Linked DNA regions of Homo sapiens: all the other regions are linked to region 1. The links are chromatin loops, found by intact Hi-C in ENCODE. Cell type or tissue: PC-9. All regions are shown on one strand. Each heading gives the region's core, and the rest is flanking DNA. Links, peaks and the distances in the headings are about the cores only. Region 1 overlaps PKD1L1 (polycystin 1 like 1, transient receptor potential channel interacting). Region 2 has its middle 23 kb from the start of LINC02902. Region 3 has its middle 37 kb from the start of LINC00525.

Region 1 (10,049 bases), core at 1,071-9,070:
AGGATGAGTGCCATGCCCCAAAGATAAATAGCTTCCAGTGGTAACTTCCCTGAGATCCAGAGAGATACTCTGCTGGCCCAGAGCTGTCATGTTCACATGACTGAGTGGCAATGAAGGAGCTCTCTGAAGGCAGAGGAGAACATGAAGTACCTGCTATAAGCTCTCTGCCCCAGCCCTTCCCGGGCCCTAATTCACAACAACCCAGGGAAGAACACCGTTTATGAAAAGTTGAACTTCCACATGTAGAGAGGAGTAGAAATAATAAAAGCAAATAATTATTGCATCTATGCAAATCTGCTTCAGGAAAAAGCAGTATGTAAAAATGACCAAAAGTGAAGATGAAGGGTATAACTTTGAAAACAATTGCCATCAACAGGTAAAAATTGTAACCGAGATGTTCTCCACACAAAGGTTAAGTTAATGAAAAAAAAAAAAAAATGTCTCTTTGAAATGACAGTTTGAAGCCAAGATGAAAGAACTCCAAGATGAAATAAAAAGACAGTGAATTAACAGAGTTGAGGAAAGAAATGGAAAAGAAAAAAATAAAGCAAATAGATTCACAGAAAAGAGAATAAACTATATGGATGACATATTTGGGAAAATTCTGCAAGAGAAAAAAAGTTAAAATTGATTTTAGGAAAAGTAATACACATGGAAATCAGACCAGGAAGAATGTGCGTAAGACACGGAAAGGGTATCTATAATTAGTGTCTCCCCTAAAAAAGCCCAGAAAATTTGAACAGAAAAAAATATTTTAAAATATAATTTTAAAAGACTTTACTGGAAAAGAGATATACACCTATATATTTAAAAAAGAACTGTGTCCCAGGGAAGAAATGGATTCACATCTATTAAAACTAGAACATGGGTGGGTGTAGTGGCTCATGCCTATAATCCCAGCATCTGGGAGGCCAAGGCAGGAGGATCACTTGAGCCCAGGAGTTCAAGACCAGCCTGAGCAATATAGTGAAGCCCTATCTCTCCAAAGAAAAAAACAAAACCTGTGGTCCCAGTTACTCAGGAGGCTGAGACGGAAAGATTACTGGGGTCCAGGAGGTAGAAGCTGCAGTGAGGGGTGATCCAGCCTAGGTGACAGAGTGAGACCACGTCTCAAAAAAAAAAACAGAAAACAGAAAAAATAAAAATAAAAAATAAAACACACACTAATAAAGTCGCTGGACTTAAAAAAAGATAATCCTACTGACACCTAGATACCTCCTACCCCTGAAAATCAAGTCATCTCCAAGTGAGTTAAAATTATTTAAGTTATGGCCCGGTGCGGTGACTCACGCCTGTAATCCCAGCACTTTGGGAGGCCGAGGTGGGCGGATCACGAGGTCAGGAGATCAAGACCATCCTGGCTAACACAGTGAAACCCTGTCTCTACTAAAAATACAAAAAAATTAGCCGAGTATGGTGGCGGGCGCCTGTAGTCCCAGCTACTCGGGAGGCTGAGGCAGGAGAATAGCGTGAACCCAGGAGGTAGAGCTTGCAGTGAGCCGAGATTGTGCCACTGCACCTCCAGCCTGGGTGACAGAATGAGACTCCATCTCAAAAAAAAAAAAATTATTTATTTAGCAATTATTATTATTGTTTTAATCATAAAAAACTGTTTAAATGTGCATATGAAAATTGGGCAAATGATAGGAAAAACATAATTTTTAAGAAAAGAAAATATAATGACCAATTTTGTAAAAAATAAAATAAAATTGGGTCAGGCGCAGTGGCTCACGCCCGTAATCATAGCACTTCGGGAGGCCTAGGTGGGCGGATCACAAGGTCAGGAGATCGAGACCATCCTGGCTAACACAGTGAAACTCCGTCTCTACTAAAAATACAAAAAAATTAGCTGGGCGTCATGGCACGCGGCTGTAGTCCCAGCTACTCGGGAGGCTGAGGCAAGAGAATTGCTTGAACCTGGGAGGCAGAGGTTGCGGTGAGCCGAGATCACACCACTGCACTCCAGCCTGGGCAACAGAGTGAGACTCTGCCTCAAAAATAAATAATAAATAAAATAAAATAGAGGATTTATACAGAGGAGAAAAAATGGATAGTATTTACTATATTTGTAACATAAAAATGAAAGAATTTAATTGAAAATTTTAGAAGAAAGATAATTGTATGTATTTATATTTAAACCATAAGGTATATATTGTTATTTTTGAATGATGGGATTAAAACAAAGGACAATATATACTGCTAATTAGTGCTTAGCAGAAAGCACTGACAGACGAAATCCCATGGTATATAAAGTGGAGCAACAACAAATAAAAGTAAACTAAGTGTGTGTTCAGCTCAAATAGGAAAAATTCACAACACACACAAATATACACACAGACACACACACTAAGCAAAACAGAAGGAAAGAAGTTGAAAGAATGAAAGTATAATTTAATGAAATCAACAGCAAAATGAAGTAATCCAAGAGATGAATCTTTTTACGAACAATTAAATTGACAAATTATTGGCTAATGTATCTAAATATGATGAACAAAGTGAGTACAATTCATATACAAAATAAAAATGAGAAACAGAAAATAACCTTTAGGAAATTAAATAAATTATAAAATTTTGGAAGGAGAGAACAGTTATCATTGTTTATTATGCAACAAACTGACTTGAGTAGAGACAGAAATCTGAAACAGTATTTGAAGTTCTATCCCTCCAAAAGCACCAGTCCCAGATGGTTTCACAGAGAAAATACACCAAACTATTAAGAAGCATGTAAGTCCAGAACGACCTTCAAACTGTGCCACAGCAGAGACAGAAGAAAAGCTTCCGAATGTGTTTTTATGAAACAAGCAATTTATTGATCTAAAAACTGGACAAAAATATTCCAAATTAAAAATAAAACTACATGTCAGTCTTATTGATTTTTGATACCAAAAATCTAAATAAAACATTAACAAATAGAATCCAGCAGCAGATTAAGAAAATTATATCCCATGATCATATGAGTATTAAATCAGGATACAAATGTTTTAATATTAAAAATTTATTAATAGGCCAAGCACGGTGGCTTACACCTGAAATCCCAGCACTTCGGGAGGCCAAGGTGGGCGGATCATGAGGTCAGGAGATCGAGACCATCCTGGCTCACACGGTGAAAACCCATCTCTACTAAAAATACAAAACAAATTAGCCGGGTGTGGTGGCGGGCACCTGTATTCCCAGCTACTTGGAAGGCTGAGGCAGGAGAATGGCTTGAACCTGGGAGGCGGAGATTGCTGTGAGCCGAGATTGCACCACTGCACTCCAGCCTAGGCAACAGAAAGAAACTCCATCTCAAAAAAAAAATTAAAATTAAAATTAAAAAAAAAAAATATATATATATATATAACTGGGCTGGGTGTGGTGGCTCACACCTGTAATCCCAGCACTTTGGGAGGCCAAGGCAGGTGGATCACTTGAGGCCAGGAGTTTGAGACCAGCCTGGCCAACAAAAATTAACCCGGCATGGTGCACACCTGTAATCCCCACTACTCAGGAGGCTGAGGCACGAGAATCTCTTGAACCTGGAAGGTGGAGGTTGCAGTGAGCAGAGATCGCACCACTGCATTTCCAGCCTGGGCAATAGAATAAATAAAATAAAAATATATGAATAAAATAAAAATAAATGAAATAATAAATAAAAAAAGAATATATTAATAACCTTCACCAAACAGGGAGGAAGCTATCATTTTATTTTTTCCATGGCTGCATTTGATAAAATTCAACATTCATTCCTAAGTATTAAAACATATTCTTAATAAAAATGAAATCGATATTTTTAAAAAAAATAGGAATATAGCTCAAGTTAAATGTCAGTATTATATTTAATAATACAACATCAGAGCCTTTACTACTAAGGTTAAGGACAAAAAGATTGTCAGTTCAAAAGTCCTACAACAGGCCGGACACAGTGGCTCCCGCCTACAATACAAGCACTTTAGGAGTCCGAGGCTAGAGGATCACTTGAGCCCAGGAGTTCGCGACCAGTCTGGGCAACATGATGAGATCTTGTCTGTACAAAAAATACAAAATTAGCCAGGTGTGGTGGCACACACCTCTAGTCCCAGCTACTTGGAAGGCTGAGGTGGGAGGATCACTTGAGCTCAGGAGGTCAAGGCTGCAGTGAGCCATGATTATGCCACTGCACTCCAGCCTGGGAAACAGAGTGAAAACCTGTCTCAAAAAGCAAATGAAAACAAAGTCCCACCACAGCATTTTAAAGGCGTATGGCTCATCTCTTTCCTTTAAACCCGCTTAATTTGTTTATATATTTTATAGCTCATATAACTAGCAAGAACTTTAAATTTATAATATGGTTGAGCAGTCCTTTATATACACAACACACACTATTGTGAGTCCTTATACAGTTACAACACATAGTAATCTATACTAATTTCCTATGGCTGAGAAAAGAATTTCCCTCAAATGATGGTGGAGGCTTGTAGGTGCTGTCTTTGCCCTTATGACTTACTTTTCTTGTGTATGAGTGGGACGTTTTCAGCAACAATGCAATCATAACTTTGGTTTCATTCCACAGGAAAACACAACGCTTTCTGGACTATCACTTTATGAGGTATTTATCAAAAGTATGTTTGGCAAAAAGTTAATGCTGCCAAGGGTGGGTCTCTCTCACCTGGCTCCCAGGTGGGTTTCTGCCTGCAGAACTCAAGTTTCTGCAACATGAGTTTAGCTGGCCTCCCTGGGAAAGAACCAGGAATGTCATTGGTCTTGGAATAGGCCAAGCAAGCTGGACTTTACAGAACAGACCCTTTTTTGTGTGAGGGGATCTGAGGAAACAATTCGTTTGAATTTCCTAACTTCAAGGCATTTATTTGTTTCTTCATCTTAACCATTAATAATTAAGATTTGTATCTTTATAAACTAGAAGGATTGGATGCCTGGAGCTATCAATAACCACCTACAAATCATATTGTTCTTTGTATTTTTAAAGTGACTCATGGCAACAAAATGCGGTGAGTTGCCAGCCCCCACCTTCTCCCCCTTGCCAGCTCGGCCCCCTTAACGGTTCTTGGCACTCTGTGGCCTCTCAGCTATGTAGCCTTGGACCCCGAAGAGACCTCCCAGCCGGGGGCTGCTGCTGATTGGGCAGAAGGACCTCCGAGCTCTTGCCCTGCTCCTTGCTCGGGCCTCTTCTCTACTGCGATGACTCACCACTTTGCAGGAGCTGGCTAGGCCACTAGTCAGTGGATGCAATTTAGAGATGTCAGAAGGGTTTTTCCTCCACATATTTTCCTCTTGATTTGCTTTTGTGAATACCATTGCGTAAGGCAGGAACATCCAGAGGGGAGCGCCTGACCTCAGGGCACAGAGTCTCTCCTAGAGGATTTTTGCCTTTATTTTTTTCAGTGTAATTCCTTAGCACCTACCTGCCAGGAGGAAGGTGAGATGGTTTTTATAACTGTGGAAAATCTGCATTCCCTTTCACATTTGGGGTCCCCAACACAATCTGTGAAGACTGGCGTGCCACAGTCCACAGCCACTCTTTTCAGCAAGGTTTGTGCTCTGAACTCTGCTGGTCAGTGTTACTTAGGAGCAGGAAGCCATCAAGAGGGTGAATTTTCTCTCAGCTTCTTCCTTTAACTTGCCAGTTTGTAAAATAATGAGAAGATTTAGAATACTTAGCTTTTCCCAATGCGTTTACGTAGCCCCCGTCACAGGTGACTGTCAAAGAAATTTACTGAGTTCCCTCAAATCTAGAAGTTTTTGTAGTTATAGTTAGGTTCTGTAAACTTACTGAATCTTCATTGACTTTGGTATTTTCTAACAGATGATGCAATGTATCTGAACACTAAGTTTGAATCCTTGAGGAAGAAACAGGCTAGAAGGGGCTTTTTAAAATGAAATATTGGCCAGGCATGGTGCCTCACACCTGTAATTCCAGAACTTTGGGAGGCCGAGGCAGGTGGATCACTTGAGGTAAGGAGTTCGAGACCAGCTTGGTCAACGTAGTGAAACCCCGTGCCTCCTAAAAATACAAAAATTAGCCGGCTGTGGTGATGGGCGCCTATAATCCCAGCTACTCAGGAGGCTGAGGCAGGAGAATTGCTTGAACCCGGGAGGCAGAGGTTGCAGTGAGCCGAGATTGCACCACTGCACTCCAGCCTGGGCGACAGAGTGAGACTCTGTCTCAAAAAAAAAAAAAAAGAAAGAAATATCAACTCGGCCTGAACATGCAGAAAGTATGATGCCCTAGAGATGCCCCAACTCCTGCTGATAAACATGGAGGTCAGGCAGGTCTGAGGGTTGAGCAACTGTGGAGTGATTCAGTTTTAACTACTGGCTGGGTGACTGTAGGAAAGCGACTTAACTTCTTGGTGTCTTTACATCCTACTCTGTAAAAGGAGGACAGTAGTAGAGCCTCTCCCATGAGACCACTGAGAGAGGTAAAGGAGTTAAAGGAGTTCGTGTCTGCATGCTGTAAGTGCTGTCTATAGCTTTAATAGAGACTATTAACACTTTCACGTTTCATGCATTCCTCAAGTATTTTTGTGCCAGGCACAATTCTAGAGGCTGGGGATCCAAAGATGAACAACATTGACTTGAAAGTGAACTATGTCCACTCAGAAAACATTATATTCCTGGAACTTGGAAAGTACAAATCTCAAAATTATGGACAAAAACCTGAGCAACTTTTGTATCCACTTGGACCTATGTTATGATGTGTTTCTTCATGTGAAGCCGAGAGGGGTCGGTAAGGATGCAAACATCAAGTTCAAATGAGGTATGCTCAGGAAGAATGCACCCCATAGTTCCCAGACTTCATTCAGCATGTTAAGGACCAGTATATTCCTAGACTTAACTAAAAATGATCATTCTCACCTGCTCTCACATCCTGGTTCTGCCCTTGCTAGCTGAGTTCTCATGACTTTCTCTCCACCACTGTGGCTTCCACAGAGACCAGCACTCAGTAAATATTTAGTGAACTGGTTATTGAGCAAAAAGAAGTGGTGGGTGATGTATATGGATAGAAAAGGGCAACTAATAAAGCAAGCATGGGAAAATGCTAATAGGTGGCTCTGGAAAGGGTAGCTGAGTACTTCTGAATTACTCTTGTAACTTTCTTATTAAGTTTAAAATTATTTCCAAGTGAAACGCTTTTAAAAAGAAGCTATTGTGGGTTGGGCGCAGTGGCTCATGTCTGTAATCCCAGCACTTTGGGAGGCTGAGATGGGCGGATCACCTGAGGTAAGGAGTTCGAGACCAGCCTGGCCAACATGGTGAAACCCCGTTTCTACTAAAAATACAAAAAATTAGCGGGCATAATGGTGGGCGCCTGTAATCCCAGCTACTTGGGAGGCTGAGGCAGGAGAATTGCTTGAGCCTGGGAGATGGAGGTTGCAGTGAGCCGAGATAGCACCATTGCACTCTAGCTTGGGCAACAAGAGTGAAACTCCGTCTCAAAAAAAAAAGAAGCTATTGTATTACTCAAGTAAAGAGATGACAAAATGATAGGGTCATAGTTGTGAGATATGATTTGTTTTAATGGTTCTTATTTTTTCTAAGCTTTTCTATGTTTCTAAGTATGTCTTGGAATTTTTCCCATGATGGACATCACAAGAAAAGCTAATTAAATTTAAAAGAACTAGATATGGCTTACAAATACTTAATATATTGGAAGTGGGAATAACTTAAAACCTAAAGAGAAATGTTGAAGCAGACAGCCTTCTGAAATGAATTCTCTCTGCTTTCATGGATTATACTAAGTCTTCCCGGGATGACTTCACAAGCAGGAATGTTTTTGTGGCTGCTGATTCATTCCTTCCTGGCAGACATAGCTCCAATGAAGTTGAAATATTATTGTTAATCCCTTTTATTTAGATGTGTGCTAGAATGGCACTCGAGGCACTAAGGATATAAACCAGGGCTTCTGTATGACTGTGAACACATAATTTATTTACTTGGGCCAAATTGTCTCCTAGCAGGGTTCAAGAAAGTTGAATTCTCAAGGACTAAAATACACTGTCGGCTGGCTTCTTTTTGAGGTTTCTATTTCAATTGGAGTCTTGCAAACTACAATTATTTCCCAAAAGAATATGTAAAATACTGCATTAGTTTGCTAGGGCTGCCATGACAAAGTGCCACAAACAGAAATTTATTCTCTTGTAGTCTGGAGGCCAGAAGTCCAAGGTCAGGGTGTCAGCAGGGCCACGCTCCCTCTGAAGGCCCTGGTGAAGGATCTGTTCCAGGCATCTCTCCAGCTTCCCTTAGCTCCTTGGCTTGTGGCAGTGTAGTTCTCTTTTTTACAGGGCATTCTCCCTGGGTGTCCAAATTTTCTCTTTTTATAACACAATCATATTGGATTAGGACCGACCCTAATTACCTTATCTTAGCTTGATCATCAGCAAAATAAGGTCACATCCACCAGTGCCTTTTTTGTTCTGGAGGAAGAACAATTCAACCCAAAACAAATACATTTAAGCAAATGTAAATATTTGAAGAAAGTATTATAGTTTTCCATTAATTCTAGCTTTTTGAAAAATTTAGTTTCACTAATCTGACAAAACTAAAACAAAATACTCAAAAAATTAGCAAACTCTTCTTTTTTACTCTGTGTAGATCTTAATTTATAAATGCTTTTATAAGAATGATGTTTGTATGTTAGTACATGTTGATTATCATTAAAATTATAAAACAAGTAGATTATCTGAGTATTTGACTGTGGAAAAGATCAAGTAATAACAAAAGATGATTTTTTTTGCTATTTTAAATAATACTTTTAAATAGAAATGCCATTGAGTCTTCCCTAAAATACCATATAGCTATCAATGTATACTCCCAATGGCTTTCTAAGTTACAGAACGCAGGAATGTAGGAGAGCCTCTGAGGTCAGGAGCTCCTGTTGCCTCCTCCTCAGGTAAGTGACTCATTCTCAAGGGATAAAATCACGTAAGAATCCCCAAAGACATACCTCATCCATGTCACCAGCACAACACCTTTAGTAAAGATCGAATCCATTTCCCCAGCGGTTTGGGAGTGAGTGTCTATCTTTGGTAAAATCTAGTACAGCAGTTCCCACTGGTTTTGCACTCTTAACTATGTCTTGAATAATTTATTACTCAACATATAGTTGAAAGGCTTGACAATTAATTGATTTTAAGTAGGACCAAGGAGAAGAAAAATTAGAGCAGATTCAAGGGTTTCCCTATTCAAAGCCATGTTCACTCAACCACTATCCCAGTAGACTTTTCTTGAGGGGAAGACAGAGGGTCCAAGTTACAGCTAGCACACATGGGTGTACCAATGTCATCATTCACTACACCAGTGTGGAGATTTATTCTATCTGATCTTCAGAATTCAAGTAAATATAGAATGAGGTTATACAAATCTCTGGGACTGTAGGGAGGAACTCTTTTCTCATGGTGACCTTCTTCCTGGCTTCTCTTGCTAGTTTATAATCAATTTAAGTATTACTGAAATACTAGCCCTTGTCCTTGAAAAAGTAGAGACCTTAGGAAAGTTTTCTGCTGCAGTTGTCCTGAGTTGAATAATTTTCCAGAGATTTGTGCTTGCCAGGGCCTCCTTGCAGTCTCTACTTTCATAAGTTACTGTGGTTTTTTTTTGACCAACATCCTTGTCCTGTTGCCAGGCAGGAGTAAGGAAATGTAATTATTAAAGTTTAGAAATATGCACTGACCTTTGAAGGACCTACAACACCCTGCACCCTGCAGAAGTTGAGCATCTTTTTTCAAAATCTGCAGGTGACATTATTTATAACTCTCATAGACAGCTGGTTTATTGGATGGTGGGTCAGAGTGGAGAGGGGAGGAACTGGATGCCTTGCACAGAAGGTGGTTATACTATACTATGCAGCCACAGCAATCAACACCATGTGGTCCTGACAGAGGGGAAGAGACAAAGATCCTTGGAACAGAATAGATCCCAGGAATAGAGATCCCAGAATGGACTCACACAAATATGCCAAACTCATCTTGACAAAGGTGCTGAAGCAATTCATTGAAGGAAGAATAGCATTTTTGACAATGTTACCGATGCAATTGAACATCCAAAAGCAAAAGAAAACAAAAAGAACTTGTACC
Region 2 (10,049 bases), core at 1,271-9,270, 110 kb after region 1:
TTTTTTTTTTGAGATGGAGTCTTGCTCTGTCACCCAGGCTGGAGTGCAGTGGCGTGATCTGGGTGACAGAGCGAGACTCCATCTCAAAGAAAAAAAAAATTATTAAGAGGCCAAAAGAGCTGATGTTTATGTGTTTCATACTATCAATATTTATCATAGTAGAAATTGTTTAAACTAAACATTTATTTATTTAAAATGTAATAAATCAATCACATATTAACATAAATAATAGTAATTTAAGGAAATCAACTACTGTATGTGCCCAAACCAGATAACTTAGTGGAAAGAATGGTGTCGTTTTCATTTTATGCAAATCTATTTAATATCTGGCTTAGTGGAGATTCTGGATTCTCAATCTGCTTTTGCATTCAGTCTGTGCAGAGTATTGTTTTGGTGAAATATGAAAAGAAAATCTAGGTTCACGTAGATAGGTAGTTAAGAAATGATAGGCCGGGCACGGTGGCTCACGCCTGTAATCCCAGCACTTTGGGAGGCTGAGGCAGGCGGATCACGAGGTCAGGAGATCGAGACCATCCTGGCTAACACGGTGAAACCCAGTCTCTACTAAAAATACAAAAAATTAGCCGGGCGCGGTGGTGGGCGCCTGTAGACCCAGCTACTCGGGAGGCTGTGGAAGGAGAATGGCGTGAACCCAGGAGGAGGAGCTTGCAGTGAGCTGAGATAGCGCCACTGCACTCTGGCCTGGGCGAAAGAGCGAGACTCCATCTCAAAACAAAAAAAAAGAAATGATGGAGCACTTTTTTTTTTTTTGAGATGGAGCCTTGCACTGTCGCCCAGGCTGTCGTGGCGTGGTCTCGGCTCACTGCAAGCTCCGCTTCCCGGGTTAATGCCATTCTCCTGCCTCAGCCTCCTGAGTAGCTGGGACTACAGGCGCCTGCCACCACACTCAGCTAATTTTTTGTATTTTTTTAGTAGAGACGGAGTTTCACTGTGTTAGCCAGGATGGTCTCGATCTCCTGACCTCGTGATCCGCCCACCTTGGCCTCCCAAAATGCTGGGATTACAGGTGTGAGCCATCACGTCAGGCCGATGGAGCACTTTTAATGGCATTTTTAGATTATTGTCAATATTTTTATTTGATAATCCACCAAAACTTGACATGCGATAGTTCCTTAAAGTTTAATTACACTGTGGAATCAATGAACTTTTCCTACTCTATGTATAAAATCTGTTGGTCTCTCTAGCACACTGAATGAATCTCTTACCTATGCGTGAATCAGTAACATCATCCGTTGGTCATTTGAAAAATGTTGATTCACTGAATTAAGCAGATCTTCCAAATGTTGACTCATTTTATTATTTAATAGGAAAAAAGAAACCCCATTTGTCAATAGCGTCCCCATTCTCTTCACAAGAGTCTCTATGAGCCGACCAATACACAAGTGTGAAAGACCACAGCCTGTCAGTTGCTCCTTCCCTGGCAAAGGCTGTCTGTTCAGCTCCAAGGCAAGGATCACACAAGCGCTTCTGTTCAGACAGCATGTGCCATTCAGCAAGCGCCATTCAGCAAGCAGCAAAGGGGCTTTCTGTGCCCTTCCAATTGCAACCCACAGGATATATTTAAGAGATCTGTACTCAGGGGCTCGACCTTTGATCAATAGTGTTCACTGTTTAATCAGAAACTGAGTTTTCTTACTCTAAGTTTGTGGCAGTAACGAACTCTGTGTTGAAGAAAACAGTCAAACTCTGTAAAATATTTGAAAAGATTTATTCTGAGCCAAATATGAGTGACCATGGCCCATGACACAGCCCTCAGGAGATCTTGAGAACGTGTGTCCAAGGTGGTCCGGGTGCAGCTTGGTTTTATACATTTTAGGGAGACATGAGACTTCAATCAAATACATTGAAGAAATACATTGGTTCGGTACAGAAAGGTGGGACAACTTGAAGCAGGAAGCGGGGGTGCTTACAGGTTATAAGTACATTTACAATTTTTCTAATTGGCAATTGGTTGAAAGAGTTATCAGTAGAAAGGAATGTCTGGGTTGCGATAAGAGATTGTGGAGACTAAAGTTTTTTTCATGCAGATGAAGCCTCCAGGTAGCAGGCTTCATCTGCAGGAGAATACATTACAGTAGATTGTAAATGTTTCTTCTTTCTTGTCTTTCTTTCTTTCTTTCTTTCTTTCTTTCTTTCTTTCTTTCTTTCTTTCTTTCTTTCTTTCTCTCTCTTTCTTTTTCTCTCTCTCTCTCCCTCCCTCCCTCCCTCCCTCCCTCTCTCTCTCTCTTTCTTTTTTTTTTTGAGACAGAGTCTTGCTCTGTCACCCGGGCTAGAGTGCAGTGGCACACTCTCGGCTCATTGTAAGCTCCGCCTCCCGGGTTCATGTCATTCTCCTGCCTCAGCCTTGCGAGTAGCTGGGACTACAGGCGCCTGCCACCACGCCCAGCTAATTTTTGTATTTTTTAGTAGAGACGGGGTTTCAACGTGTTAGCCAGGATGGTCTCGATTTCCTGACCTCGTGATCTGCCTGCCTCGGCCTCCCAAAGCGCTGGGATTACAGACGTGAGCCACCGCGCCCGGCCTCTTTTTTTTGACACTAAGTCTCACTCTGTCTCCCAGGCTGGAGTGCAGTGGCGTGATCTCGGCTCCCTGCAACATCTGCCTCCCACGTTCAAGCAATTCTCCTGTCTCAGTCTCCCAAGTAGCTGGGATTACAGGGACGCACCACCACACCTGGCTAATTTTTGTGTTTTTAGTAGAGACGGGGTTTCTCCATGTTGGCCAGGCTAGTCTTGAACTCCTGGCCTCAGGTGATCCACTTGCCTTGGCCTCCCAAAGTGTTGGGATTACAGGCGTGAGCCACCAAACCGGCCTGTAAATGTTTCTTGTCAGACTTAAAGTCTGCGTTGATGTTGGTGCCTGAGAGGGAAAATGAGGCGTGCCCAACCCCCTCTCCCCGTCATGGCCTGAACCAGTCTTTCAGGTTAAATATAAGAGTTCCCTGGCCTAGGAGGAAGTCCATTCTGAGGGTTGGGGGGCTTAGACTTTTATTTTAGGTTTACAGTGTCAGTGACCACATTCACACTGAGACACCAGCAGTATCAGACACCATTGCTTTTGCACCATCAGTGAAAATCTAAACACAGTGAAAAGGGCAAAGAACATTGTCCTGGTATGGGAAGGACAGTAATCCCCTGAGGAGCTCTCAAGGACCCTCAGGTATCCACAGCCCACATTTTGAGAACAACTGATATATGCACAACCATTAATGTTCTCTAGACAGCTAAAGCGTTTTGTTTTTGTTTTTGTTTTTTGTTTTCTTGGGTTTTTTTTTTTTTTTTATTTTTAGACAGAGTCTCTCTGTGTCTCCAAGTCTGGAGTGCAATGGCGCAATCTCGGCTCACTGCAACCTCCGCCTCCCGGGTTCAAGCAATTCTCCTGCCTCAGCCTCCCAAGTAGCTGGGATTACAGGCATGTGCCACTACAACTGGCTAATTTTTGTATTTTTAGTAAAGAGGGGGTTTCACCATATTGGCCCGGCTGGTCTCGAACTCTTGACCTCAGGTGATCTGCCCGCCTCAGCCTCCCAAAGTGCTAGGATTACAGGCATGAGTCACAGTGCCCAGCTAAAGGGGGTGTTTATGCATTAGAATTCTAATTAGCCTGCCTCGTCAGAATTAGACAAGGAATATATTTCAGTTGCTGCAGAAGTCAACACCTAGTAAGGAAACACTCAGTGAGTGTCTTAGCCAGCCCTGCTCCCATGGCTTTGCGGGGCACAGCCCATGCAGCTGCTCTCATGGGTTGGAGTTTGGTGCTGGCAGCTTTTCCAGGCTGAGGTTTCATATTGTTGGTGGCTTTCCCATTCCAGGTTTTCAGTGGTGACCCTGGCCCCATAGTTCCACCAGGCATTGCCCCAGGAGGGACTCTATGGTGGCTGTGCCCCACAGCAGTTTTCTGCCTTGGACCCTAGATTTTCAGAAACATCCTCTGAAATCAAAAAGGAAGCTGCCAAGCCTCTACAGCTCTCGCCTTCTAGGTGCCTGCAGACTTGACATCACATGGACATCTCCAAGGCTTACAACTTGAGTTCTCAGGAGCTGTGTCCTCAGCCATTTGCGTGCTATGCAAATGGCACACCTGGTCCAGCCAATCTTTCATGTGCTTTGTAAATCAGACACTGCCTCCTCAAGCTCATCTATAAAACCTCCTACATTTCACCACAGCAACCCATTTTTCTCTGAGACCCCTCTTTGCACAGAGATCTCTTCTTTTTCTTTCGCCTATTAAACTTCTGAGTTTAACCTCACTCTGGTGTGTAAGCATCCTAGTTTTCCATGGCCATGGGACAAGGAACCTCAGGTTTTATCCCAGACAATGACACCACTTTAATATCTCAGCCAATTGTGCCACCGCTGCTCCAGGCTGGATCCAGGGAACAGCTTCCTGAGGCTACACAGGGCATCAGGGTCCCAGGCCCATCCCCCCAAATTATTCTGCCTTTTCAGGCATCTGGGCAGATGGGAGGGGCAGGCCTCAGGGATCTCCGAAATGCCTCTCCAGCCTTTTCCCATTGTCCTTTTTTTTTTTTTTTTTTGAGACGGAGTCTCACTCTGTCATCTAGGCTGGAGTGCAGTGGCTCCAGCTCTGCTCACTGCAACCTTCACCTCCCTGGCCAAGCGATTACCCGCCTTAGCCTCCTGAGTAGCTGGCATTACAGGCGCCCGCCACCAAACCCAGGTAATTTTTGTGTTTTTAGTAGAGACAAGGCCTCACTATGTTGGCCAGGCTGGTCTCCAACTCCTGACCTCAGATGATCAGCCCACCTCGGTCTCCTAAAGTGCTAGGATTACAGGCGTGAGCCACCATGCCCAGCCCCCATTTTTCTTACTGTTACCACTTGGCTCCCTTTTCACCCCCAGTCATCTCCTCAGCAAGTGATTACTCTGCTGAACTCTTAAATTCCTCTCCTGAAAATGCCCTTTCATTCTCTGCCACATGGCCAGGCTGGAAATTTTCCAAATTTCTATGCTTCCCTTTTAATTGTAAATTCTGCCTTCAGGTCATTCTTTTGCTGCCATAACTGAGCATAAGCTGTTGAAAGTAACCACACCACTTCTTGAGTGATTTGCTGCTTAGAAATTTCATCCGCCAGATTATCTTAGGTCATCCCTCTTAAGTTCAACCTTCCATAAAGCCTTAGGGCATAAATACAAATATTTGTAACAAGTGTGACCTTTGTTCCAGTTTCCAAATAGATACTTCCCATTTCCATCTGTGACCTTATCAGAATGGCCTTTACTGTCCATAATTCTATAAACATTTTGGTCACAATAACTTAACTAGTCTCCAAGAAATTCCAAACTTACCCTAATCTCTTTGTCTTCTTTGGGCCCTCACCAGAATTATCCTTAATGCCCACTTCAGGGCAATGCAGTGCTTTTCTAGCCAGCTCCTCCAAACTCTTTCAACCTGTGGCCATTTCCCAGTTCCACACTGGCTTCCACATTTTCAAGTACCTTTATAAAAAGACCCCACTGCTCAATACCAATCTTCCATCATAGTCTATTTTGTGTCGCTAAAACAGAATACTTGAGTCTGGGTAATGTATAAAGAAAAGAGGTTTATTTAGCTCACAGTTCTGCAGGCTGAGAAGTTCAAGAGCATGGCCCTGGTTTCTGGTGAGAGCTTTTGTGCTGCATCATAACATACATGATGAAGAAGGTCAAAGGGCAAGAAGACACACCTGAAGAAACAAAATGCAAGAAGCATTCTGTCTGTTTAACAGTCAACTTTTGCGGGAACTAATTCATTCTGTGGGAAATTATCCAGGCTCATCAGAGTGAGAACTCATCACCACAAGAACAGTACCAAGACATTCACGAGGGATCCATCCCCATGACCCAAACACCTCCCGCTAGGCCCCATCTCCCAAAGCCACTGCACCGATGGTAGAGATGAATAAGCCCATTTCCAAACCATAGCAGGTAACTGCAGAGCTATGACATCCACAGATAACGAACATGACAAAACCTCACGGCACAGAGGAGTGCCATGTGGTTTGGAGGAGAGCGTAGAGAAGTTTGCAGTGGATCTGCTTCACTCCATCTATAAATTCAAATGCTAATCTTTTCTGCAAACACCCTCACAGACACACCAGAACTAATGTTTTACCAATTACCTAGGTATCCCTTAGCCCAGTCAAGTTGACACATGAAACTGTCACAAGCACAAACCACATCTGTCTCTCTAGTGCTTTTTCCCTAAGCACCAAGCACTATACCCAGCACAGAAAAGACATCCAATACATATGTGTTCTATAGAATGGAAAGGAATGTTTTTCCACCATCTTGAATCAGGCACTTGACCCAGGGGTTACATAGCCATTGCACAATTCCTTCAGTGCTATAAGAATGGGCTATAACTGGCCAGGCGCGGTGGCTCACTCCTGTAATCCCAGCACTTTGGGAGGCCGAGGTGGGTGGATTACGAGGTCAGGAGATCGAGACCATCCTGGCTAACACGGTGAAACCCCATCTCTACTAAAAATACAAAAAATTAGCCAGGCGAGGTGGCGGGTGCCTGTAGTCCCAGCTGCTGAGGCAGGAGAATGGCATGAACCCTAGAGGGTGGAGCCTGCAGTGAGCCGAGATCGCACCACTGCACTCCAGCCTGGGTGACATCAAGACTCCGTCTCAAAAAAAAAAAAAAAAAAAAGAATAGGCTATAACTGGGCCAGGTGCAGTGGCTCATTGGCTCATGCCTGTAATCCCAGTACTTTAGGAGCCTGAGGTGGGCAGATCACGAGGTCAGGAGATTGAAACCATCCTGGCTAACACAGTGAAACCCCGTCTCTACTAAAAGCACAAAAAATTAGCTGGGCGTGGTGGCGGGCGCCTGTAGTCCCAGCTACTCGCAAGGCTGAGGCAGAAGAATGGCATGAACCCGGGAGGCAGAGCTTGCAGTGAGCCGAGATTGCGCCACTGCACTCCAGCCTAGGCAACAGAGTGAGACTCTGTCTCAAAAAAAAAAAAAAAAAAAAAAAAAAAAGAATGGGCGATAACTGTTATTGCACCCATTCAATACACAGGCAGACTGAGACAGCAAAGTCAAGATTTGAACGCAAGAGCAAGATTTGAGAAACTGAGGCATTTTTACTCTTCTGTGCTGCCTTACTTGTTGGCAGTACACATGAAAGACATCAAGATTTAGATCTGTGTCAGCTTTCCCTCAAATGGTAAAGAAGGACAGGGTTTGAATTTCTTGGTGAACTTGGAAATACCCGATGACTTGAACCATTAGGGTTTAGGATACTTTTTCTTCAGGCAGCATGTTGCCTCCTATGCATAAATTAAGTCAATTCAGTATTCCCAGTATGGCTGGAAAAACATCATACTAAGCTAACAATTTTCAGTGTCATTTAAGAATTGCACTGAGGTGGCCAGGCACGGTGGCTCACGCCTATAATCCCAGCACTTTGGGAGGCTGAGGTGGGCGGATTGCAAGGTCAGGAGTTCAAGACCAGCCTGGCCAATATGGTGAAAACCCGTCTCTACTAAAAATACAAAAATTAGCCAGGTGTGGTGGTGGGTGCCTGTAATCCCAGCTACTCAGGAGGCTGAGGCAGGAGAACCACTTGAACCAGGGAGGTGGAGGTTGCAGTGAGCCAAGATCACGCCACTGCACCCCGGCCTGGGTGACAGAAAGAGACTCTGTCTCAAAAAACAAAAAAAATTTTGCATTGAGGCCAAGTGTGGTGGCTCATGCTTGTAATCCCAGCTTTTAGGGAGGCCAAGGCAGGAGGATTGCTTTGGCTCACAATCCCTTAAAGCTGCCGTTTCTCTCCTGTGTTACAATGTGCACAGTGACTGCACTGATCAGTCACCACTGGGATGTGCTTGAGTGTGTATGTTTGTCTGAGTGTGTATGCTAATATGTATAAAAGTTTGTGTGTGTGAGGGAGTGTGAGTACATGAGAGTGCATGTGAATGTGTGAGTCTGTAAGAGAGTGTGTGTCTGTGGGGCATGTGAGAGCATTGTGAGAGTATGTGTGCATGTGTGTATGTGTGCACAATTGTGTGAGAGCATTGTGAGGGTATGTGTGCATGTGTGTGAGAGTATGTGTGCATGTGTGTATGTGTGTGTGCATGAGCGTGTGAATGCAGGTGTGTTTTCTGCTCTGCTCTGATCACTTTTCTACCTGGCCTCTCTTCCTTCACATTTGCCCCCCAGAATCCCTTCTCCACACAACACCTGAATTCTCTGTTTGTAGAGCTGATAATACCCTATGATTCCCCTGCCTAAAATCCTCCAGCAGCTTCCACCTGACTTCTAACTAAAACCCAGCTCCTCACCGTGCCCCATAGGCCCTAGCTCAGTGAGGTGGGGCGCCTGCCTGCTGCTCAGAGCCTGGCTCTGCCTCTCTCCCCTCCTGCTTGCCCCAACCACCATGAGCTTTTGTCCAGCCTGGGAGGGACCAAGCTTTTTGGCACTGTAAGGACTTCGTGTGTCCTCCCAGCCCAGACCCCCAGAATGCTTTGTCCTCTGGCTGGTGCGAGTGTTAGGAAAGTCCGCATCTTCAGAGAGGCCTTTGACCCCGTCCATATGGACTGATTACCTCCATCTCCCACTTCTAGAATGTAAGCTCATGAGGCAGAGCCTAGTGGGTCGTGTTCCTGGCCATACCTCCAGGGCCTGGCATAAAGCAGGCCCCCGCAGACCCCCAAGAATCTCTATGAAGGCCAGTGGTGGATGCACCAGGCTGGGAATCGGAGTCTGCCCCTGCAGTTGCCGTCGTCCAGCACCTTAGACCCTCTGAGCCTCGGTTGCTCCATTTTTCTTTTTCTTTTCTTTCTTTTTTTTTTTTTTTTTTTTTTTGAGACGGAGTCTCACTCTGTCGCCCAGGCTGGAGTGCAGTGGCGCAGTCTCGGCTTACTGCAACCTCCACCTCCCAGGTTCAAGCGATTCTCCTGCCTCAGCCTCCCAAGTAGCTGGGATTACAGGTGTGTGCCACCATGTCAGGCTAATTTTTTGTATTTTTAGTAGAGACGTGGTTTCACCATGTTAGCCAGGATGGTCTCGATCTCCTGACCTTGTGATCCACCTGCCTTGGCCTCCCAAAGTACTGGGATTACAGGTGTAAGCCACTGCACCTGGCCCGGGTTGCTCCATTTTTCATCCTTCCACACTCTCCGGGCCCCTCCTCAGACCAGGCCCTAAGACTGCAGGAGCCAGCGTGTGCAGGCCCCCATAAAATCAGAGGCTACTTCTGCAGCAATCCACTGAAAACGGAGTGAACAGACTGCATAAACCAGTGTTCATTCACAGGCTCTTAAGGCACTAAATGTAAATTAGATAAATGGTGCAATGCCTAATTTCATTCCTACCGTGCTTTTTCTTAGGTTAATTTGGTGGGGTAGAAACGCACCTGTATCTACAGCCTTTGTCCATCACCCACCTGTTCCTGTTGGAGGGGAGTGATGGATGGCCGATGAGATGAGGTTCCTTTTATTCCATATGGCCACACATTATCCCCTTCAAGCCTACCCTTTGCAATGACCATTCAATCTGTCTTTCTAGCTGGGGACTCAGGCCACCAGGTCCCTTTGGTTTCTCCTGGGCCTTTGTAAGATGCCCCTTTGATGTGTTCTTTCTCGTTTGTTTAAACACCACCATGGGATTCTTGCAGGCTGCAATCCAGAGACCAACTGGGTGGCCTTGCTTTTTTATGCAGAAGTGTTGAGAAAGACCTGTCAAACCCTGGGGATAATTAGCCTTTATTGCTTCTCATTAAGACACAGATTGTCACTCAGCACAGATGTGACCCATGGGGCTGAGGCGGCTGCTTCTATGGCCTCCTGCCTTTCTCAGTTACCTGATTGGGAGAAAACTTTGATTTCCATCTTCACATTCCTTAGGTGAAACGTCACCATTGTTTCCCCACATGATGAGTGTATATTTTCTTCAAGGAACATAGTCAGAACCTAAATGTTATATGATGTGGTCTGGCTGTGTGAGAACAAACAACTAATCAATTGGGAGGAAAAAGTAAAATAGCAATTATAGGTTAATGAAACTTCTACTCTCAG
Region 3 (10,049 bases), core at 716-8,715, 62 kb after region 1:
TTTTATGATCTCTACAACTATTAAAGAATAAGCGTTAAAGTTGGTGTAATTATGATAGTCTTGCTAGTAACAAATCAAGGCTTTTAACTGTGAGTATTTCTGTTTTTAAAAGAGGTGTGCTAAATCTCCTTCCTATAGGAAAATAAAGAGAAAGAAATCAACCTTGACTCTGAGTTTATGAGAATCTGCCAAGAGAAATTTGGTTGCAAAAATGAGTGTGCACCCACTAGGATGGCTAAAATACAATTTTAAAAAGGACAATAACAAGTGTTGGTAAGGACGTGGAGAATTTAAAAGCCTCATACACTGCTGGTGGGAATGCAAAATGGAGTAGCTGCTGTGGAAAACAATCTGGTGGTCCCTCAAAAAGTTAAACATAGAATTCCCACATGACCCAGCAATTCTACTCCAAGGGACATACCCAAGAGAACTGAAAACACATGTCTACCCAAAAACCTGTACACTAATATTTATAGCAGCATGATTCCAAATTGGCAAAAAGCAGAATCAACCCAAATGCCCATCAACTGATGAATGGAAAACAAAATGCATTCCAGCCAGACAATGGAGTATTATTCAGCTATAATAATGAATGATACATGCAACTGATGCATGCAACAACACACGCCTGAACCTTGAAAACATGGCTCTCAGTAGATGTGTATTCCAGAACTGGATTATGGTTATGGTTCCACAACCTTATGAAGATTGTAGACATTGATAATGGTGGCGTGTATGGTGTGTGAATTATATCTTAATAGAATAAATGACAAAAGTCAAGGGGAAAGTGAGGGTGCAGAAGTCCTCTAGTTTACTGAAGGGGGATCGTTAACATTCTAACTGACAAAAAGAGAAACTCCTTACCCTGGAGCTCTTGTGAGATGCAGTGGCAGTGGAGGCTGGGGCAACACCAACCGTTGGAAAGGAAGGGAGCCATGGGCACTCACGTACGCTGCTGATGAAAATGGGCACAACCACTTCAGAAAACCCTTGGAAAGCAACTACTAAATATGAACATTACACAAACCTGCTCCCTAGAAACTTCCTTCCTAGGAAAAGCCCAACGTCAATGCGAGCACATAGACATAAATAGACATATAGGAATGCTTACAGAGGCATCATTTGCTGTAAACCAAAACCAGGGAACGAGGAGGAAACAGCCCACAACTGTCCATGGATAACAGGATAGCTGAAGCAGGATACTCACACAACAAAACACTATGCAGAATAAAAGTGAGTGAACTAATACTACACACAACAGCAAGGAGAAATCTCTCAAACGCGAAGCCGACCCTCAATCTCTCAAACGAGAGGCCTTATCAAAGGCATACTCAGTGGATAATCCCCATTATAAAAGTTCAGAGACAAGCAAATCCATTTGTGTCACTGGAAGTCAGATAGTGGCCACCTTTGAGAAGGAGAGAATGGCTTCCGGGGTGCTGCTGACCTTGGCATTTTAATCTGAGTGATGACGCTCATACAGGTACATTTATATACAATGTGTGATAACCTTCAAAGAGTGCGCTTGTGACCAGAGACCTTTTCTGTTTATTAAAATTCAATCCTTAAGCTAGAGTTTAAACTTGAAAGCCATCAGCCCTTTGATGAAATTGCTAAAAATACAATAAAAATTTTTCAATCTGGAGTTAAAATTTGAAAACAGCATGAAGTTGTATGCAGCCTACTCTCTCAAAATTCAAAAATTTCATCCATAAAACTTTATATCGATCCCTAACTTTCAGAACTAAAGTATTTCTGGATTATAACTAGTCTGATTCTCGTCTAAACTATAACCACATTAAACAAAAAAGTATGAGTCTTTCAATTGGGCGGTCAGTTTTAGTTTAAAAATATCTTTTTAAATATGAGCACATCTGGATCTTCTAATCATAAACAACTCCTTTTTAAAATGTGTTTAAAAAGCTTTTATTCCTCAGCAAAGGAATTGGATCTCTTTGTTGACTTTAACATTTGCAGAGAAGATGTTGACCTAAAAATTCTTAATGTATCTAGATATTTAATTTTGTTTTATAACTTCATAATTCTCTTTACTGATTCTTCACTCCTCTAGCATTTAATTTTAATTTGTTCACTTGTGTTAATTATAGGTTAAGATTTGTGTGTGTAAGCTTATATAAGTGTGTTCATATTTTTGTGAGAAAGACAGTGAGAGAAGGTTTAAAAACAAAGGAGAGAGTGAAAGAATGAGAAAAATAATTGGAATGAGAGAGAGAATATATGTAGTATAATTGATGCAAAGTACTGCATCAACATACATGATTACTTCAGGGCTGTTCAGCACGATTTTTTAACCTGTTTTTTTTAAAAAAAAAGCTGGCAGGGCATGGTGGTTCACACCTGTAATCCCAGCACTTTGGGAGGCCAAGGCAGGCAGATCACTAGGTCAGGAGTTCGAGACCAGACTGGCCAAAATGGTGAAACCCTGTCTCTACTAAAAATACAAAAATTAGCCGGACATGGTAGCGGGCACTTGTAAACCCAGCTACCTGGGAGGCTGAGGCAGGAGAATTGCTTGAATCCAGGAGATGGAAGTTGCAGTGAGCTGAGATTGCACCATTGCACTCCAGCCTGAGCAACAGAGCAAGACTCCATCTCAAAAATAAAAAGAAAGAAAGAAAAGAAACAACAGGGCACTCCATCTTGTGGAAAGATGGAATAAACTCACTTTTCCCTAAGCATAACTAAAAAGCCTGGGCACTGGGTATTAAGCACAGTAAGAAGACTCTGAAGGTAGAAAGAAGGCAGACTGTATAGAGACTTTGGGCCCCCACTGAATGGCTCAATGGTGAGTTCTTTGGGGCATCTTCCCCTTGCCTCATATATATCTCAGACAGGGAGATGGAGAAGCCAATGACCTGGAGATGCCAGTGGGCACAGACAAAAAAAAAAAAAAAAGCAAGAAGAGCCAACTCTCTTATGACCCTTGTGACAAAGTGTAGTCAACCATATGCAGAAATCAGTGTCATTCATTGCAAGAAGAACAGAAAAACAAGTTCATTACTATGGTAATAATCTGGTTTCTGTGCTTAATGTCAAATAACAAGTTGCTATTGCTAGGTTGATATTGTTCTGAATATTGAGGAAATGTGAAATCTCTTTATACTTTTATAATAAGATTTCCTATTGTTAATCTATAACTAGTCCAGCAGAGCTTTAATTTCCTCCTAATAGGACATTTAAACATTTACCAGGTTATGGAGAGTTCAAAAATCAGGTTTTCAATCAGCAATTCCTAATTCAACTTCTGCTCTCTACAGGCTAACACACACTAATGAGGAACATTGCTTCTTTACAAACCAGAACAGCAACATGCAGAGTAATCAGTTTAGCCCTGCACCCTCCAGCCAGAATGCCTCCAACTGGCTCGCTACAGATGCACCTGGCTGGATGTTAAATTGTTGAAGGAAGAAGCCATTGGTTGGAAACTCTGTGTTGGCTTTATAGTGGAGCAGCAGAGTGAAAAAATTAATAAATACATAAAAACCAAAAACAGAACTGGGAAACAGTTTTGGTGCCAGCCAGTCTGGCTGAGAAGAACCAGCCTCCACTTGATCATGCCTGCTGCCATGCCTACCTTCCTTTGGTCTCTGACCTCTCCAGCAACATGCACGGAAGGGCACCTGCTCTATGGGGCATGGCATTGACCTTCTTCCTCTCACTCAATCATCCCAGCCAGCCTATAAAGTAGGTAGAGCGACAGCTTCACTTTGCAGGTGAAGAAACTGAGGCACAGACACCTTAAGTAATGTGCCATAGGACACCAGTGTTTTACTGGCACCAAAGCCTATTCTCTCAACTGCTGGGCAACACTATCTATGTTTCAACTCTTCTTTTTTTTAATTGACTCTCACATCTCTCCATGCTGACCGTTGGCCTAATCCCCATGTATAATTCAGTAAAGGTAAATGTTCTACAAGGAGCCAAACACTGTGTTTAAAATATACGCTTCCCAATTTTGTTTAATCCAAGTTTGAAATGTAGTCTTCTTAGAAGAAAGAGACTTTCATGCAATCCTCCATGAGTGTAAACTTTGTGTTCATAGCAGAACATTTGATGAGAATCAGATCAAAGGTGTTTCTGGCTGTATCCTGAGTACAGTATTCTACATACAGTATTCTGTTTTGCTGGTTGGGAGCAGATTAATCATCTAGGAGAGGTTGAGTTGACAGAAATGGACAGATCGCAGGATGGAGAGCCTGCCCTTCCCAGCTCCGCAGGCCAGGGGGAAACCCCTGACACGTGGGGGCTAGGCAGAATGACTTACTGAACAAACACACCATGAGCTGAGTGCCCAGCCAACCAGATAAAAACATCCTTCACCAGGAAATTGAGGTATCAGGCCTCAGTGGCTTTTCAGGGTGTGGATTCCTTTAAGGGCAACCTTGTTCTCAAGAGTTCATTGTTTTGGTTCCTGCTAAACTCCCTGAAGGTAGTTTGCAGATAACCCCAGAAATGGGCAGGAGGGCCTGCCAGCAGCATGGGGCAGGCTTGTTTCTTTCTGAGGAGCCCAGGCCCCATGCCCTTCAGCATCACTCAAGACCACAAGGTCCCCACTCCCTGATGGAATAGCCACCCCCACCTGGCCTGGCCAGCTCCTGGCCACTCCTTTACTGCTGTCTAAATCTCAGAGTCCATCAGTGTGGAACATGTCAGATTCAGAGTTGCTCAGATATTTCCCCAGAGCTTGTATAGCACCAGGACCACCCATTGTCTGCCCTCATCATCCCAACTTGGCAACCTACCCCGCCCTTCTTACATTTCCCTCATTGGTCCTTGCACATTTCAGCTTTGCAGCCAGGCTCAGCCATTTAACCTTATTTCTGGGAATTTCAGAGTGAGCACTGGGTAGGCCTGGAACCTAAATCCCATGGCTTCCATAGGCAAACGTGTCTCTTTTGTCTGTCACCAGATCAAAGAAAGGGGGAAAGGGAAGGGTTTGGTTGGAGGTGGGGGAACAGTATTCTTTCATTCATAGGCAGAGACTGGCTTGTGTAAAAGTTTCAGGTTACATGAAATCTAAGCAGTATTGAAAGAATCCTGATGACTTCATCTCCAAATGCCTTGAATAGCCTTCCTCAACATCCTGCTGGGGCCACCCTGGGGTCGGGGACTTGCAGGCTTTTTAAACACATGGGCTTTGCCAGCTGCACAGGGTTTAGGGGACTGTTTGCAGCTTGGATGTATGTAGCTCTTTGTCGAGGGAGGCAGACCATTTCTAACCATACCTGGCCCTGCACCCTCCCAGGCTGTTCCACCTGCTTCAGGCCCTTTCCCTGCTCCTGACTCCCAGAGCAACGTCACGCCACACCTCAGGGGCCAACTCGAAGGCCGCACACCGGGCACACACCTTCCCCAACGCTGCTGCTCTGAGCTGGCACAGGGGCGTCCCCACATCCTGCCAGTGGCCCTTTAGGCCTTGCCTTGTAGGAATTGCAGGAGGCCTCAGACAATCGCCCCAGGATGACAGAGCCCTTGAGAACAGTGTCAGCGTCAGACTTGCCCTGTATCCTCCTCATGCATGGCCAGTGGGAGACTCCAGTAGACACCGGAGGGGTGGACTCAGGAAAGCATGAACGAATGGCCGAAGGATGACAAAGTCTCACTCCTCTAGGGGTATGGCAATTTCCACACAGCTTTCACACCCAGTATGCCAGCGGTTCCCAACCATTTTGGCACCTGGAACCAGTTTCCTGGAAGATAATTCTTCCATAGACTGGCAGTGGCGGCAGGGGAGATGATTTCAGGATGAAACAGTTTCACCTCAGATTATCAGGCATTAGTTAGATTCTTAGAAGGAGCATGTAGGCCAGGCGTGGTGGCTCACGCCTGTAATCCCAGCACTTTGGGAGGCCGAGGCGGGCGGATCACGAGGTCGGGAGATCGAGACCATCCTGGCTTACACGGTGAAACCCCGTCTCTACTAAAAATACAAAAAATTAGCCAGGAGTGGTGGCGGGTTCCTGTAGTCCCAGCTACTTGGGAGGCTGAGGCAGGAGAATGGCATGAACCCGGGAGGCAGAGTTTGCAGTGAGCCAAGATAGCGCCACTGCACACTCCAGCCTGGGTGACAGAGCAAGACTCCGTCTCAAAAAAAAAAAAAAAAAAAAAAGAAGGAGCATGCAACCTAGATCCCTCATATGTGCAGTTCACAATAGGGTTGGAACTCCTATGAGAATCTAATGGTGCCGCTGATCTGATGGGAGGCGGAGCTCTGGCGGTCATGCTTGTTCGCCTGCAGTTCACCCCCTGCTGTGCGGCCCAGTTCTTAACAGGCCATGGACCGGTACCAGCCCGCAGCCCAGGGGCTGGGGACCCCTGCATGAGGCCATCTCCAGGGTCACACAGACAGTGCCATTCATACTCGCTTATGGCTCCAACCAGAACCCATGGTGCATGAGACCCATGTCATGGAGAATAATGGAGTGACTTGAAATCAGGACTTCCATCTTGTACCTGGGAGGGCACAGAGGTGACCACAGAAGTAGCAGAAGTCAAGTCCACCCCTTGGGGCAAATGCAAACCAGCCATTGGGCTAAGAAGGTAGACGGCCATGTGTAATCCCCCTGAAATGTCACCCAGTACTCATTTCCATCTATGCGCAACTTCTGTGTTCCCAGCACAGAATAAGTAAAAAGTGGGGGAAATTAAAAATTAAATGTGGAGTTAGGAGGTCTTGGCTTCTGTGTCTCCAGCCATTGAATAGGAGAGCAGTAACGGAGTAGAAGATGATGGTTTGGAGGCAGAACCCCATGGGCTGGATGGCGGCCACAGGATGGGTTTGAAGCATAACAGGAGGTAACCACATCAACTCATTCAATCCTTTGGGGTCATCTTCAGGTCCAACTGCCAGGTGCTATGGGCTGAACTGTGTCCCTCCAAAACTCATACACTGAAGTCCAACCTCCTGGGCCCTCAGATGTGGCTGTATTTGGAGATAGGGTTTCAAAGAAGTAATTAAAGTAAAATGGGATGATTAGAGTAGGCCCTCATCCAATATGACCTGTGTCCTTATAAGAAGAGGAGATTAGGACAGAGACACACAGAGGGAGGACCATGTGGGGACGCAGGGGGAGGACCGTCATCTGGAAGCCCAGGAGAGAGGCTTCAGGGGATTCCAGCCTGACAACATCTTGATCTTTGATTTCCAGCCTTTAGGGCTGTGAGAGAGAAATGTCTGTTGTTTAAGCCACCCAGTCTGTGCTATTTTATTACAGCAGCCTGAGGTAACCGAGACATGAGGGTCAACCTTATTAACGCTTTGAAACTGAGGAAACCGAGGCTGTGAAAAGACTGAACTGGGATGGTTCCCAGATGTGTCTGGCTCCTCAGCGTCTCCTCTTCCCACCACACCACAACCACGGGAAGAGGGCACAGCACCCTTTTTCCCTGTCCCAGGTAGAAAGTCCAGAAGATAGTGAGCAGGTCTTAGGCCAAGAGGAGGTACTCAGAGCCGAGCTGAAGCCCCTCGGCAGAACTGTGTGGAGCCAAAGGAGAGTGAGGACAGCATGGCCGGAGGAGCCCAGCACACAGGCCTCCAGAGGGGGACAGGCCAACGTGAGGACAGACGCTGCTCATGGAGACTGGCCCACAGCCTGGGTGAAGGGTATCAGGGGCACAGAGTGATTCACCAAGAGCTGGAGGTAACTGGAGGGGCTGGGGAAGCACAGGTTTGGGGAACCAAGTCCAGAGAAAGAGAAAAAGCGCTAGTCTCAACAGGGAGAGAAAGTGTCCCAGGTGTGTAAGGAATGTGACAGCCTCTGTCAGCGAAGTCTGGGGTTGCTGAGCACTGGACTTGTCTGATCTGACATCAGAGTCAAAGCACCAGATGTGCTCCCCAGGAGGTTCTTCCCCCGCAGAAGCACAGACTCCCTACAGACGAAGACCCCCTCGGGCTGGCCAACTTGCGGCCGAGACCTTCCCAGGAGACTCTGACCAGTGGCCAGGGAAAAGGAGAGTTGGGGAGCAAGCAGCCCCATCACAGCCTTTCTGGAAGCAGTACCCCGTGAGAAGGGGCTCGGGGGGACACCTGTCGGCCAGGTAGAGAAGCGCAACAGGGCCATCCTGTTCTGCCCCTTGCTTCCTGCCTCCATGAAGGCCCAAAAACCCATATCTGTGTGTAAATAGGTCATGGGGTGGGGGTGGAACTGCCACTTACTCAGCACTGTCCTATGCCAGGACTGAGCATTCATTCATTCATCATCTCAATCAACACTGAGAGCCTCCTCCATGCCAGTCACTGGGAATACAGTGGGAAGCAAAAACAGGGCCCTGGCCCTACTGAGTTGGGATTCAGTGCTGCACACTTTCACACGAGTCAGAGACATTTCATCCTCACATCATCTCTGTAGAGTGGGCAGCATTAACTCGAAATTAGTAAAGAGATTCAGAGCGTTGGGCACCTTATCCATAGACACAGCATGGTGCAGGCCCCGAGGGTTCTCAACTAAAGGCCGTTTTGCCCACAAAGGGACATTTGGCAATGTGGAAGACATTTTTGGTGTCATAAGTGGATGGTGCCACTGGCATCTGGTGGGTAGAGGCCAAGGATGCTGCTAAACATCCTACGATTCCCAGGACAGGCTCCGTAGCAAAGATTTCTCCAGCTCCAAAGGTCAACAGCACTGAGATGAGGAGACACAGCTGCAGACCTCACTGGAGCTCACTCACCTCCAGTTCTGCTCACGGAGGCCCAGGATCTCCACACCCCAAGACCCTCGCAGGGGGATTGGCTTGTGGCTGCTCTGGATAAAAGGCATGAGAGGAAGTGCGTGTGTCACTTCTGGGCAGAAGTGTAAACATGCGGGTGACAGACCTCCATGGACGTTCCCCCACCATGAAGGTGAAGGTCGCTTTCTCTGGAGCTGGCCAAGCTTGGAGACAGGAGCAGCCTGCAGGGCTCGATTTCTGTACAAGGGACAGCTGCCCTGTGAAGTCACGGGCCCACAGAAGATTTTGCATATGTGAGAAATAAACAAGGACAATGTGAAACCACTGAGATTTAGTAGATGTTTCGTTACCACGGCAGAGCCCAGTCTAACCTGACAAATACACACGCTGGTGAGGACTCATGCCAACATTCAAGGCCAAGCTTCAGCCTCAGCCTCCTCACCTGCCAAAGGCATGTTGTGAGGGTCCAGTGAGATAAAGCATGTGGAGCACTCAGGATGGGAAGACAAGCCTCAAAGCCCAGGCCCTGGGCATGCTGCAGGCAGGTGGCCAGTGTCCTGGCCATCATCACCATCTGCATGCGGGGGAAGAAAGAGAGTGTGAGCTCACAGACAAGAAGGAGGCCAGGTTGTGAGACGGCCAGGCTGGGCCCTGGAGGCGTGGGAAGAAAGCAGCTTCCCCAGCCCTGCGCTGGCCCTGAGCCCTGAGTGCACGTGAAGAATGAGGTCAATCAGCCAGCATCTTCATCTTCCTGCAATGCTGCATGAATGAAAGAAATGAATTTCAAATGACTTGGACCAGTATCTAATTATTATGATTTATTAACACCAAGTACATAAAGCAGCCCCTGGACATGACATTCCCCATTCCCCCCGTGAGTCTGGGAGCCTGGCGAGCCTCCTGCTGCACCCTGAGCAATTCTTTTCATTATCAGCATTATTATTATTTATAGCAGCCCAGCCACCAGGAAGCAGGGCAATCACCAATCTCCATAAAGTTCGCAGCAAGTTCAAGGATCGGCCAGGAGGCCTTGAGGGCAGCTATGAAAATCAGAAAACAGCTTGGCAGCTGGGGAAAGGGGACCCCAGTGGCCTGAACGTCTCCAGAAGTTTTGGCCTGTCTGATCTAAGAGGCTCACTGACAGAAAGGTGAGCTGGTACAACTTCTGCACCTTCTCTTTCTTAAAAAAAAAATGTGGTAAAATACACTTAACATAAAATTTACCATTTTAACCATTGTAAGCGTACAATACAGTTCAGTGATATCTAAACACATTCACGTTATTGTGCAATCATCACCACGCTTCATCTCCAGAATGTTTTCGTTGTGCAAAATTGAAAGTCTGTCCCCATTCGACACAA

The links. Peaks named below come from ENCODE experiments on the same cell type or tissue, not always from the same donor. Only the 100,000 strongest peaks of a DNase experiment are listed, where the experiment ranks them.
Region 2: it touches region 1 in a loop (7-fold over the local background); 6 of 110 quality-filtered maps call a loop at or near these places.
Region 3: it touches region 1 in a loop (5-fold over the local background); 5 of 110 quality-filtered maps call a loop at or near these places.

What each region holds. Positions count from the first base shown.
Region 1 is chr7:47,781,852-47,791,900 of GRCh38, reverse strand. All of the region lies in intron 56 of PKD1L1 (polycystin 1 like 1, transient receptor potential channel interacting), which reads left to right. Among named protein-coding and RNA genes, the nearest start is that of PKD1L1-AS1, 8.4 kb to the left of the region's middle. RefSeq lists a silencer at 4,896-5,190. In PC-9, for the core only: CTCF peaks have their summits at 5,390 and 5,591; DNase peaks (open chromatin) are centred at 5,100, 6,260, 7,750 and 8,900; H3K4me3 peaks cover 3,239 bases; H3K27ac peaks cover 6,928 bases.
Region 2 is chr7:47,672,863-47,682,911 of GRCh38, reverse strand. No RefSeq gene overlaps it. Among named protein-coding and RNA genes, the nearest start is that of LINC02902, 23 kb to the right of the region's middle. RefSeq lists enhancers at 237-750, 2,295-2,808, 9,840-10,049. In PC-9, for the core only: no CTCF peak of the experiment used is centred there; DNase peaks (open chromatin) are centred at 5,071 and 6,666; H3K27ac peaks cover 4,503 bases.
Region 3 is chr7:47,719,818-47,729,866 of GRCh38, reverse strand. No RefSeq gene overlaps it. Among named protein-coding and RNA genes, the nearest start is that of LINC00525, 37 kb to the left of the region's middle. RefSeq lists an enhancer at 4,949-5,880. In PC-9, for the core only: no CTCF peak of the experiment used is centred there; DNase peaks (open chromatin) are centred at 4,326 and 5,056; H3K4me3 peaks cover 411 bases; H3K27ac peaks cover 2,715 bases.